Regions from separate parts of the Mus musculus genome. Here region 2 is linked to region 1. The links are chromatin loops, found by intact Hi-C in ENCODE. Cell type or tissue: left cerebral cortex. All regions are shown on one strand. Each heading gives the region's core, and the rest is flanking DNA. Links, peaks and the distances in the headings are about the cores only.

The links. A loop is a pair of places that touch in the nucleus more often than their neighbours do. Peaks named below come from ENCODE experiments on the same cell type or tissue, not always from the same donor. Only the 100,000 strongest peaks of a DNase experiment are listed, where the experiment ranks them.
Region 2: a loop joins it to region 1, with 2.2 times the contacts of the local background. A loop is called at or near these places in 1 of 42 quality-filtered maps.

The regions. Positions count from the first base shown.
Region 1 is chr11:84,544,621-84,550,816 of GRCm38, reverse strand. No RefSeq gene overlaps it. Among named protein-coding and RNA genes, the nearest start is that of Lhx1os, 22 kb to the right of the region's middle. In left cerebral cortex, for the core only: no CTCF peak of the experiment used is centred there; no DNase peak of the experiment used is centred there.
Region 2 is chr11:84,625,297-84,631,492 of GRCm38, reverse strand. No RefSeq gene overlaps it. Among named protein-coding and RNA genes, the nearest start is that of 1700109G15Rik, 92 kb to the left of the region's middle. In left cerebral cortex, for the core only: no CTCF peak of the experiment used is centred there; a DNase peak (open chromatin) is centred at 3,138.

The DNA of each region.
Region 1 (6,196 bases), core at 680-5,679:
AAACTACAACAAAATCTAACTACATTTATAGGGCTGGAGAGATGGCTCAGTGATGAAGAGCCAGAGGACCCAGGTGGAGCCCTGCCTCGGGGGACTTGCTTCTGGGTAAAGGTTCAAGGCAAGCTCTGGAAGTGAGATATTCCAGTGCCTGCTAGAGAGGCAGGGCCCCTAGACTAGGTGCCTTGGAGAAGATGGGGTGGAAGGCAATAAACATTTATTTCTTTTTAATTAGACCAAAACAAAACAATTTATACATTTTTAAATGAATCTCAAGAGTCCCATGGGCACTTAGCAAACACAACCCTAAAAGGCCTGGCTTCTAGGCAAATGAGTTTTCTTCTTAAATTTTTAATACTAGGGATGAACATAGGGCCTCCCACATTCTAGAAATATGCTGTATTTCTACCTACCCCCTCAGCTCCAATTTTGTTTTAAAAACATAATCTCACTTCTTAGATGACCTGGAACTTACTAGGTAGACCAGGCTGACCCCACACTCACCAAGATCTGCAGTCCTCTGCTGCCCAAGTGCTGAGATTAAAGGTGTGCACCACTACCACACCTAGATAATTTTTCAATCCAACACCAATTCCCTGGGAAATTGGGATAGCATCTCAATCTCAAATAACAATATATCCCACAATGAGCAGAGGAGCTGTCTGACAGGGGTCATCGTATCACCTGTCTACCTGATGTTGCATAGAACTTCCCCCCTTCCATGCATGTCTGATGGAGGAGGCTTGGCATGTCCACACATGCACCCCTTCCCAGTTGGGACAGGATGAATAGGAAACCTACCATCCACCCCATCTGGAGGGGATGACCCTCCCCTGGCCACCCTCTTCCTGATACTGGAGTTTCACCCAGGATGACATCTGCTGTCCAGGAGCTGTTCGAGGGCAGAACAGCTCAACCCAGGAACCTCCCAATCTTTTCCCCCCAGCGACCTGAACAGTGCTGATCTTTCGGGCAGGGTGGGCCAGGGTGCTCCCCCGTCTCTGCAGAGTCCTTTGCACTCGCAGGGGAGGGCAGACAGGGCAGGAGGCCACCTCTACACAGCCAGTTTGGATGAGGGCTGCTGGGGCTCTGTGCTTGTGTAGCTGGTGCCCCGTGCGACACAACGTCCTTTCCTCCCCCAGACTCTATGTATCATGTTTTGTGCTGACTTCAGACAACCTAGGGAGGAGGACACAGAGTTGTACTTTCCAAGTAGCTGGCAACCCTTAATCAATGTTAATTGGCTCTAATTAGCATATGTTAATTAATGATATTTACTACAAATTAAAGGTATGAGTGCTCCCAGAGGGTTTCCTGTTCATCCAATTAGTGCCAATTAGTTGCAATTAACACGTGTAAATGAGATTCCATTGAACCCAAAACAAACAGTACAGAATCTCTGGATTCCCTCTCGCACCTTTTCTCTCTGCCAAGGGAGCTGCAGTGTGGAAGGCCAGGGATGACTGAGCGGGAGCAGAGAGGGCTGACCTTCTGAAGCAAGACTAGGGATCCAGAGCAAAGAGCAAATGATGGCCATGCAACCTCCTGGCATGCCTGGTGGCCTCTGGTGGCCTAAAGGAAGGTCTCAAAAAAGGGCCCCGGCTTGGGCGTGCTCTTGAGATCTGGGGACCATCCCATGGGAATTTCTGGGCCTTCTGGGCCTCAATGCACTGTATAGTTCACAGTGGGTGTTCAGTAAGAATTGGACTAAAGGCTGGTTCCTGAAGCTGGGGCTGTAAATCACAGGTAGAACACCCACCTGGTGTATATGAAGATCTCTTTCTAGCACCACAAGAAATGCCAGAGGGAGTCATGCAGTGTTGCCTAGGTCATCCCAAGAGGTGGTTCAAGGAGCAAAACAACGCTTATGCCTATGACATTTTTTTTTATGTAATTGACTTTTACTATATTTCTTTCTTTCTCGTATAATGGTGACTATGTTCCTCCTGTGTTGAGACTAGAAGTCAGAAAACAATGCACACAAGTCAGTTTTTCCCTTCTATTGTGTGGATCCTGGGGAATCAAACTAAGGTCTTCAGATTTGGCAGCAAGCACCTTTACCCAGTTAGTCGTCTCAATGACCCCTTAAAAAGTCATTTGACTATACTCTGTATATACCGACGAGGGCTCTACTTCTTCCACAGTATTGCTACTTCCTTTCTTATCCCTCTGCTTTCCTCAGAGGCCTAAACCTCTGCCGTGGTGCTACCTGAAAAGGAGAACCAGACAGAGCCAGGCATGGCAGTGCATGCCTGAAATCCCAGAGCTCCAAAGGCTCCAAGGCTCCTGCTACATAGTGAGTCCCCGGCAGCCTGGGCTGCATAATGAGACCCTGTGTCAATAAAAGAAGAAAAGAAAGAGAAACAGCCAGATGGGATTGGCATGGATCACAAAGTGCTCCCTGAAATACACAATGCACAAAACCTTCTGTGAAACTGTGACAGAAGATATGGGGCTGGTGAGATGGCTCAGTGGCTGAAGACTGATCCCCAGAAGGGGAGAACTGACTCCCAAAGTTGTCATCTGAGCCCCCACCACCACCATCACCACATGTATGTTACAGCATTGTTTGCCTGTGTGCATGCACACACACATACACGCATCAGTTTTTAAGGGCCAACAAGCCTTTAAAAGGAAAAAAAGAAGTGGATGTGGTGGTACACGCCTTTAATCCCAGCACTTGGGAGGTAGATGCAGGCAAATCTCTGAGTTCAAGGCTAGCCTGGTCTACTGAGCTAGTTCTAGTACAAGGGCTACACAGAGAGACCCTATCCAAAATAGATAGACAGACAGACAGATGGATAGATAAATGATGGATAGACCCTATCTCAAAATAAGTAAATAGAGAGATGATAGAGGGAAAGAAAAGAGAAATTATCTAGTTCCCAGCCCCTCGTTTATTCACAATTCACTTTTCTGCACTAAAATTCCCATTAAGGTTGATATTTGTTATTTGATGAAATACTTATTGTTGACTGAGTGCCAGGGGCTGATTTGGGATTATAGTTACTGACTCTGTGTCCTTGAAGGGGCTCACCTTCCAATGTGTATTCTTACCATCCTGGATGGAACCTCTATTCAGACAGAGACCTGGGTTTGTACCCCAGTTCTATACCTCAACAGCTGTCTTTCTGGACCTCAGTCTATTTATCTGTAACCTGAGTATAATACTCAGTGTGTGTGCACATGTGTGTGTATGTTTGTGTATGTGAGTGTGTGTCTGCATGTGTCTGTGTGTGTGAGTGTGTGTCTGTGTGTGTCTGTGAGTGTGTGTCTGTATGTGTCCGTGTGTGTCTGTGTATGTGAATGTGTGTCTGCGTATGTCTGTATGTGTCTGTGTGTGTGTGTGTATGTCTGTGTGTGTGTTTGTGTGTCTGTGTCTGTATGTGTGTTTGTGTGTGTATGTGAATGTGTGTCTGTGTGTATGTATCTGTGTGTGTGTATGTGCCCCTGTAGAGATCAGAGGCAGACATCATGTGTCTTCCTCCCTTGCTCTCTAACTTTTATTATGTTTGTTTGGTTTTGGGTTTGTTTGTTTGTTTGTTTGTTTGTTTGAGATAGGGTCACCTTACCTATCTCTGGCTGTCCTGAAATTCACTGTATGGATCAGGCTAGCTCAAACTCAAAGAGATCTGCCTGCCTCTGCCCTCTGAGTGCTGGGGTTAAAAGCATACACCAAGGGCTGGAGAGATTGCTCAGTGATTAAGAACTCTGACTGCTCTTGCAGAGGACCAGGATTCAATTTCCAGTAGCTACTAACAGTCTGGAACTCCTATTTCAGGGTATCTGAAGCCTTCTTCTGGCCATGAGCACCAGAATGTACCATGGTGCACAGACATACATACATGCAAAATATAATGTACATATATATGTGCATGTATATAAATAAAAATAAGTAAAGGTGTGGGCTACCATACAGTGTGTGTATGTGCATGTGCGTGTGCATGTGTGTGTTCGCGTGTGTGTACAGGTAAGTGCAGGTACCTACAGAGGCAAAGGGCGTTGGATTCCCCTGGAGCTGCAGTTAACAGACTGGATGCTGGGAGCCAAATTTAGGTCCTCTGCATGACCAGGGTCTGCTCTTAATTGCCGAGCCATGTCTCCAGCCCCTGTATATTATCTTTTAGGGCAAAGTTTCTCACTTAACATGGAGCTCACTAATTGGCTAGGTTGGTTAGTCAACAGCTCCTCAGACCAGCCTGCCTCTGTCCTCCAGTGTCCTCCCATACCCTGCTCTTAGGTGGGCATGGGGATCTGAACTCAGGTCTTGTGTGCACCTTGCCGACTGGACTGCATCTTCAGCCCATAAGTCACGTTATTGGGAAGACTAAGCTTCCTTCCTGTCCCATTCTTCAGAGGGACAAAACCTGGAGTCAGAACTGGGGATGCAGCTCAGTGTAGAGAGTGTTTGTCCTGCATGTACAGGCCCTGGGTTCGATCCCCAATACAAACAACAAAAAGAAAAAGAAAAACACAGAGAGAAAAATGGAAAGTAACGTTTAGCTGTAAGAAAGTTGGGGAGGAGGGAAGCAAACTCCAGAAGCTCAGCCTGGGCCCACAGGTGATTTGATCGAGTTGTCCTCTCTATACCTGGTTCAGCTATCCAGGCTGACCACAGCAACACTACCATCTGGGCAGAACTTCACAGTTTTTGTTTGTTTGTTGAACAGAGTCTTGATATGCACATTAGGCTGGCCTCAGCTGCACAACACCCTGTCTCCCTCAGCCTCCTGAGGGCAGGGATCAAAGGTGTGTTTCTACAAAGTATCCATACTGATAGCTTTGTGGAGCATCCTCCTTCATTAGAATAGCTTCTTCCTTCCTTCCTTCCTTCCTTCCTTCCTTCCTTCCTTCCTTCCTTCCTTCCTCTTTCCTCTTTCTTTCTTTCTTTCTTTCTTTCTTCCTTTCTTCCTTTCTTCCTTTCTTCCTTTCTTCCCTTCTTCCCTTCTTCCCTTCTTCCTTTCTTCCTTTCTTCCTTTCTTTCTTCCTTCCTTCCTTCCTTCCTTCCTTCCTTCCTTTCTTCTTGTTTGTTTGTTTTTCCAGACTGCTATAGCCTGGCTGTCCTAGAACTAGCTCTGTAAATCAGGCTGGCCTCAAACTCAGAGATCCATCTTCCTCTGCCTCCTGAGTGCTGAGATTAAAGGTATGCACTACCACCATCTGGCTGGAATGGCCTTTGTAAGCCACAAGAGACCCAAGTGAAATCCAGAAGGGGCTTGCTTGCTTGCTTGCTTGCTTGCTTGGTTTCTTTCTTTCTTTCTTTCTTTCTTTCTTTCTTTCTTTCTTTCTTTCTTTCTTTCTTTCTTTCTCTCTCTCTCTCTCTCTCTCTCTCTCTCTCTCTCTTTCTTTTCTTCCCTCCCTCCCTCCCTCTCTTCTTCTTCTTCTTCTTCTTCTTCTTCTTCTTCTTCTTCTTCTTCTTCTTCTTCTTCTTCTCCTTCTCCTCCTCCTCCTCCTCCTCCTCCTCCTCCTCCTCCTCCTCCTCCTCCTTCTTCTTCTTTTTGGTTTTTCAAGACAAGGTTTCTCTGTATAGCCCTGGCTGTGGCCATGGTCTTTCTCTTGCTAAAACCCAAGGTGGACCTCCGCACAAGTCCTTGGGGCTCCTTCAGACTCAGCCAGGCCACTTTGACTTGCTGTCAGAAAGGACAGCAAGGACAGCCTTCTGCCCAAATCCACCCCCAATTTCAACCTTGCTACATGCCCTCGAGTAGATGTTTGGCCATTTCACATAGCCTGAACATCCTTCCAAAAAGCAAGAGAGTTTGTTGAGGTAGTATCCTGAAATTTGGGGCCCAGTTTTACAGTATACACCCTGACATTCTCAGCCTCCTGTGGTAAACATAAAAAAACCATGATTTCTCTTTATTCCTGGGGATCTCCTAAACCATAGCTTCTCAACTCTTCTAATGCTGGGACCCTTTGATACAGTTCCTTGTGCTGTGGTGACTCCAACCATAAAATTATTTCCCATGCTACTACATAACTATAATTTTGCTACTGCTTTGAATGGTCTAAGGCGGGTTCTTCAACACCCCATAGGTGAAGAACTACTGCCCTAAACCATGATGACTTACTGCTCCTACCTGCCTGAAGTCTTTTCTTTCCAATGCTTAACTCCATCTAACCTTCCTTTCTACAACAATGCTCATTATCTGGGACCAACAAACATAGTCCTCAAAAGACCAAGTCTTAGAACGTCTCC
Region 2 (6,196 bases), core at 802-5,801, 81 kb before region 1:
GGCTTTTGAGGAGATGCTCCAGAAGTGGGTCTTTCACTGGAATCTATCTGATGGAGTCTAGCAAAGAGAGAAAATAAGTTTCCCTGTCTTTCCCCCAGCCTTCCACCCCCATTCCCACCTATCAGCCCTTATCTGAAAGAAAAATTAGAGCGTTATTAGGAGTTTCATTAGGGGTGAGCAGGTGGAGAATGAAATTACATCTCGGCTCCTTCTCAGCCCCTGTAAGTATTAAGTGGTTTGATCAATGGTGTTCACACAATTAATTCTGCCTGATTGCAGAGAGTGGCTTTATCGACAGTTAGGTTTCCCCAACTTTGTCTAGCATCTGAATGTGCCTTCAGGATGTGTGGAGTGGAGCTGGGGCTGGCGGTGAAGCCCTTTGCTGAATGCCACATTCAGCTCACACATCGTTTAGGAAATGAAGGTATCATGATGAGATTAAATGGATAGTTCCAGACTAGAGGAGGCAAGGCAGTCCACCTCCTACCTCCTGTTTATCCACGTGACCAGCATTCCCACAGAGCAGGACTAGCCTCCTTGGGAAACTCAGGCAGCATCCTCTCCACCCGGCCTCTCTTGTGTACTGTCCCAGGTAACTCCTGGTAGCTCCCTCAAATCCCAGCTGCTTTTGTTTAATTCACGAACTTTGAGTGGGTCTCTGAGGATGTGGAAGGCTGCTGGGCACAGTGCTTTGTGGAATACACTCTTTGTTTTAGAGTTAGCTAGCCTCAAACTCAAAGAAAATATTGAATTCCCCTGGAATTACATTCCCAGTTCCCCAACTTTTAATGTATTTAAGTAGTGGCGTTTTATGTTTTTTGTTTTTTTTTGGTTTGGTTTGGTTGGTTGATTTGTGTGTGTGTGTGTTTTGTTTTTGTAGACAAATGGTCTCAATCTCATTATATCAAAACTTTTTGTTGCTGTTTTGTTTTGAGGCAAGGTTTCTCTATTATGTAACATTGGCTGTCCTGGATCTCTCTAAGTAGACCAGGCTGGCCTTGAACCCCAGATAGCCACTTGCCTCTGACTCCCTAGTACTAAGGTTAAAGACACATGGCACTACCCCAGGTCAAGGCTTTTTTCTTAAAGACAAGGTCTCCTGTAGCCAAGGCCAGTCTTGAACCCCTGATCCTCCTGCCTCTCTCCCTCCATCTGCCAAGTGCAAGCTCGTGTTAAACACAACTGCTAAGAGGCAGTTTATATTTTGATTTTATGTGTGATTGAGATGAGCCCAGGGCCTGCCTTATGCTTGGAAGTGCTTTGCCAAGAGACCATATCCCCAGCTTGACCTTGAACTTCTGAGCCTCCTGCCTCCACCTCCAGTGTGCTAATTCTAGAATCAACCTATCTATATCTTGGGAGGTGGCAGGGAGGGGGTGTCTTGGGCTATGGATGCTAGGCAGGGATGTCAGAGCAGAGGAAGGGGACATTAGATAAAGCTGGAGAATAGGACAGAATGTCCCAGTTCTTTATTCTTTGAGCCTCACCAAGAGGCACAAACCACTGGAGAAGACCTCTAAGCTGGAGAAAATGGGTGTTTTTAGTCCCTTCAGCAGATGACAAAGCAGAACTTGGAAGTCCCACACCAGGAGGTGGTGGCACTTCTGACAGGAAGGACTCAAAAGAATTGACCTTCCTCATCCTTGAGGGGAGCCTGCCTCCCACATTGTACTCTGCTGCACTTTTCCTATCAGGGTCACGAGAGGCCCCCACCCCGACCCCTTCTCACCTTCATCTCTCAGGAATTCCTGGCACACCACTTGCCAGTTCACATGGATGGCAAACCTTACCTCCAAGCCCTGAAGTGCAGCAAAAACCCCCAGGAGGAAAAGGACTCTAGGCTTGCCACCCAAAATATGTCCTGAGAGGGGAGACCATTAGGTTGGGGTCTTGTTGACTCTGACTATACCTGGGCCAAGGAGGCTTCTCTTCATCTGAAAAGGGTGAAGGAAGATGGTTATTGAGCTGTGTAAACCTTTATTTCCAGACCCCAGGCCAGCCACCATAATAACCAATGAATAGTCTATGAGTTTCCTATGTTTATCTGGTAGACTATTATGTAGCCACCAACAATATAATAGTATTGGGTTATAATAATTATTAAAGGGGAAAATTGGGGTGAAAAACTATACAAATCCAGTTTAGTCTGTGTGTTTGTGTGTGTGCGCACACTCAGGTGTGTGTATTAGGCCTGTGTTGAGTAGTATCTGAAAACTACCTCCTTAGCATCTCATCGTGAGCCTGTGGGGAGAGTGTATTGTTGCTCTTTGTTTATGGGTGGGGCTCAGAGCACACAGGTAGTTCACTCTAGGCCACATAGCTGGTACGTGGGGAAGCCAGGATTCTGCGTGACCCTGCCACTCTGACACCTGAGCTTCTTACTGTTGCGTTAGTTGTTTTCATGCTTAATTTTTGCTGTACTAGGGATTGAACATAGGGATTCAGACTTCGAGACAAGCCCTCTATGACTTTATTTATTTATTTGGGGGTGAGATATGCACCCATGTATGTGTGAAAGTCGGAGAACAGCCGGTGGGAACACTGGCTTCCCTGATCTCTCCATCTATCATGTGGGTCCTGGGAATTGAACTCATACAGGTCCTTAGGCTTGGCAGCAAGTGCCTCTGCACACTGAGTTTCTCTCCCTGAGAACTGGGACTTGCCAGGTAGCCCAGGTTGCCCTGGATCTTTTATTTATTTATTTATTTATTTATTTATTCATTCATTCATTCATTCATTCATTCATTTATTTATAATACGGTCTTCCTAAGTTGCCCAAGCTGGCCTTGAACATGAGGTGTCCCCACCCTCAGCCTCCCGAGCAGCTGGCATTATAGGCATATGTTATCAGGCCCAGCTTATACATTGTCCTATAACAGCAACAAGAAGGACCCAGCAGAGACTCAGAAACATCAGAGCCCAGAGAAACGGTGGAAAAGTCACTGGCTTCCCTCTGCCTGTTTACTCAAGTGGAAAGGCGGAAAAATCATTTTAAGCAGGTGCCTTGCATTTAAGAAAAATGCATGGAATTACGTTTCTACAAAGCTAGAAGAGCTGAACCAAAGCACCATCAGGGCTTGAAATGAGATTTTATGTTTTCCTCATTCTGGGCACAGGGCCATCAATGGTGCCACGTGCCAGGCTGCTGAGGGCCACTTGTTTGTTAGGGACATCAGGGGCTGGTGGCTGTCTGCCTAGGCTGGCCCAGCCTAGCCCTGCCCTGGTGAGTGCCAGCTGCTTGTGGTCCCTCAGAGGGCTGAGACTCTGAAAGCCACCATGTGGGCATCTATCTAGCTCCTTGCAGATATGGCCCCTAGATGCTGGCCAGAGCAGCCCTAGGGGTTGTTAGGAGTGCACAGGGTCCTGCCCACCCAGTGAGCATGTGTGGAATCTAACCAAGGAAGGATAACTCCCTATGGCTTTCTTTCCCTGTGTTGGCCCCCAAGTATATAAAGTCACAGGGATCCTGAGAGCTAAGGCTTGCCATGTGTGGTGGGCCCGAGGAGCTGGGGTCGGGTGGGGGAGGAGGAAGCTCCAACTGATCCATGAGCAGCCTGGCAGCCACAGCCAGGGAAGGTGGGGGCGGGGAGTTTTGTCTGTCAGCAGATCTTTCTAGAAGGAGTGTCAAGGTGTCCCTAGCTCCCTCCCGTCCCGTGCAGAACCAAGTGTGAGAACGCTGTGTGCAGAATGCTAGGGCAGGTGGCCAAGGGCATTGGGTTTACCTTCCCTAGAGGAAGACGCCCCGTCGCTGCCCTGCCAGCCTCACGCTCAAAGGGCCAGAGTTGGGAGCTGTTTCTCGCCAGAACAGGTCCTCCCATCTTCCCACTTTAGGCTTGCCTCCCTCCTCTGCTGAGACATCTGCTTCTCCCAGCCCTTCTCCTGGCCACCTGGTCCTTAGGACAAGTCCCGGCACAGTCAGACACCAACTTCTGGCCCTTTGTGACTCCCAGCACATCATCTCTTTAAAGAGACACCTGCTCAGTTTTTTCCCCAGTCTAGCTGCCTGGAGAACAAACTCAGGCTGTGGGCATTGTGGTGGCCAAGAGCTAAGCCCACTTCTAGCTTTGGCTCATGAGAACTCGGTAGCATCTGGTGCTAAGCCCTGCCACACTTTCATCAGCCAGGGAGCTTGCAATAGACTGAGGCCTGGGGCCCAGCCTGGACCAGCTGAGGCAGAGCATCCCAGTGAGAACAGGAATGGAGAGGAGGCCTTAGTTCTTTTTTCTTTAAAACAAAACAAAACAGAACAGAACAGAACAAAAACAACAAGTTCTTCTGTAGTCTTGGCTGGCCTCAAACTCACTGTGTAGCCAACGATACACAGTGAGTTTTGATTCTCCTGTCTCTACCTCCTAATTGCTGGTGTTAAAGGCATGTGTTGCAATGCCTGGTTTATTTGGTGCTGAAGGTCAAACCCAGGGTTACATACAAGCTAAGAAGCACTCTACCAATGGGACCACCACCCAAGCCAAAGGTGTGTTTCTTTTCTTTTTCTTTCTTTCTTTCTTTCTTTCTTTCTTTCTTTCTTTCTTTTTTTTTTTTTTTTTGAGACAGGGTTTCTCTGTACAGCCTTGGCTGTCTTGGAACTCACTCTATAGACCAAGCTGGTCCAAACTCAGAGGTCCCCCTGCCTCTGCCTCCCAAGTGCTGGGATTAAAGGCATGCCCAGCTTAAGGCATTACTGTTGCTTAAATGCTGACTCACACCACAGACAAGGAGACAGTGAGACAGTCTCTTCACCTCACGTTGCTGACTTGGAGGTACAGTCTATTCAATAAATGATAACTACATAAAAGTTATCTATCATAACTGCACCCCATGAGAAGTCCTTGCTAGAGGCCTCCAGTGGACCGAGAGCATAGACTTGGCCATCCACAGGACCCTGGACATCAATAGATGCCTCCTCTCTTAGCTACTGCTGCTGGTTACAGGTGAGGTAACAAAGCCTAATTAGTGCAAAGAGCACTGCCTTTCAGAGGCTGTGTCACCTTGGGCAAGTTGCCCAATCTCCCTGATACTCAATTTCTTCACCTTTAGGTGAAGGGATGGTGATGCCTAAATCACAGGTTTGTGGGAGAATGTCTAATGCACATAGAAGAATGTTCAGTAGAATACTGCTCCATGGATGGGTGGGCAGATAGCATGACAAAGGAAGGAAGAAAGCTAAATGGTATAATGATGGATAGATGGAGCCGGGCGTGGTGGCACACGCCTTTAATCCCAGCACTCGGGAGGCAAAGGCAGGCGGATTTCTGAGTTCAAGGCCAGCCTGGTCTACAAAGTGAGTTCCAGGACAGCCAGGACTATATAGAGAAACCCTGACTCGGAAAACAAAAACAAAAAAACAAAAACAAAAACAAACAAACAAACAAAAAAGATGGATAGATGGATGGATGGATGGATGGATGGATGGATGGATGGACAGAAGTGGATGGACACTTGAGCTATTTCCAGGAAGGGATATGGGTTGCTCCACTTGGAAGTCTGAACACCTACAAACCAATCCTAAAAGAGGTTTGTTCATCTATGGTTCCAGGCCTGCAGGGAGGGGTGGAGGCAGGATGGCTTCTTCTCCTGTCAGAGTCTATCCACACAGGTGAAGCCCAGGCCCTCAGCCATGGTGTGACTAACTTGCCAGGAGAATAAGCATTTCATCCATCTTGCTGTTCCCCTGCAGTGACCCTGACCTCACAGAGGGAGGGGCTGGGACACTCATCTTCCCTCTCTCTCACCATGGTACCTGTGGGGTCATGGAGGTGCTGGCATGGCTGGGATGAGTCTGTCCAGCAGTGAAAGTGAACGGGGTGAGAGGAAGTTTCTACATGGCTCCTGCAGGCTTCAGTGGGTTTCCTCTCTCACCTGCCCAAGCCATTTCCTGGCTCCTAGCCCTCTCTACATGTTCAGCCACAGGTTTCCTCTTTCATTAAAGCTGTACTTCCTGGGGGTCCTTCCCTGTCCTTTCCACCCATCTAAGTCACCCTAGCATCAGCACAGACTCCCCTCACTCCATTGTCCCCTGCCATAGGTGAGATTGAGCAGGATGGCTCCAGCTGGCTCTGCCATCCCTGTTCTGACATGACAAGACTCCCACTGAGACAGACTCCAAGCCCACAGTCTGGGAGTGGGGGGTGACAGGGAACGTCCCTTGGGCTTTGAGTTGCCATCCTGGGGCAGGAGGGGTCCTGGCTAGCTTTTC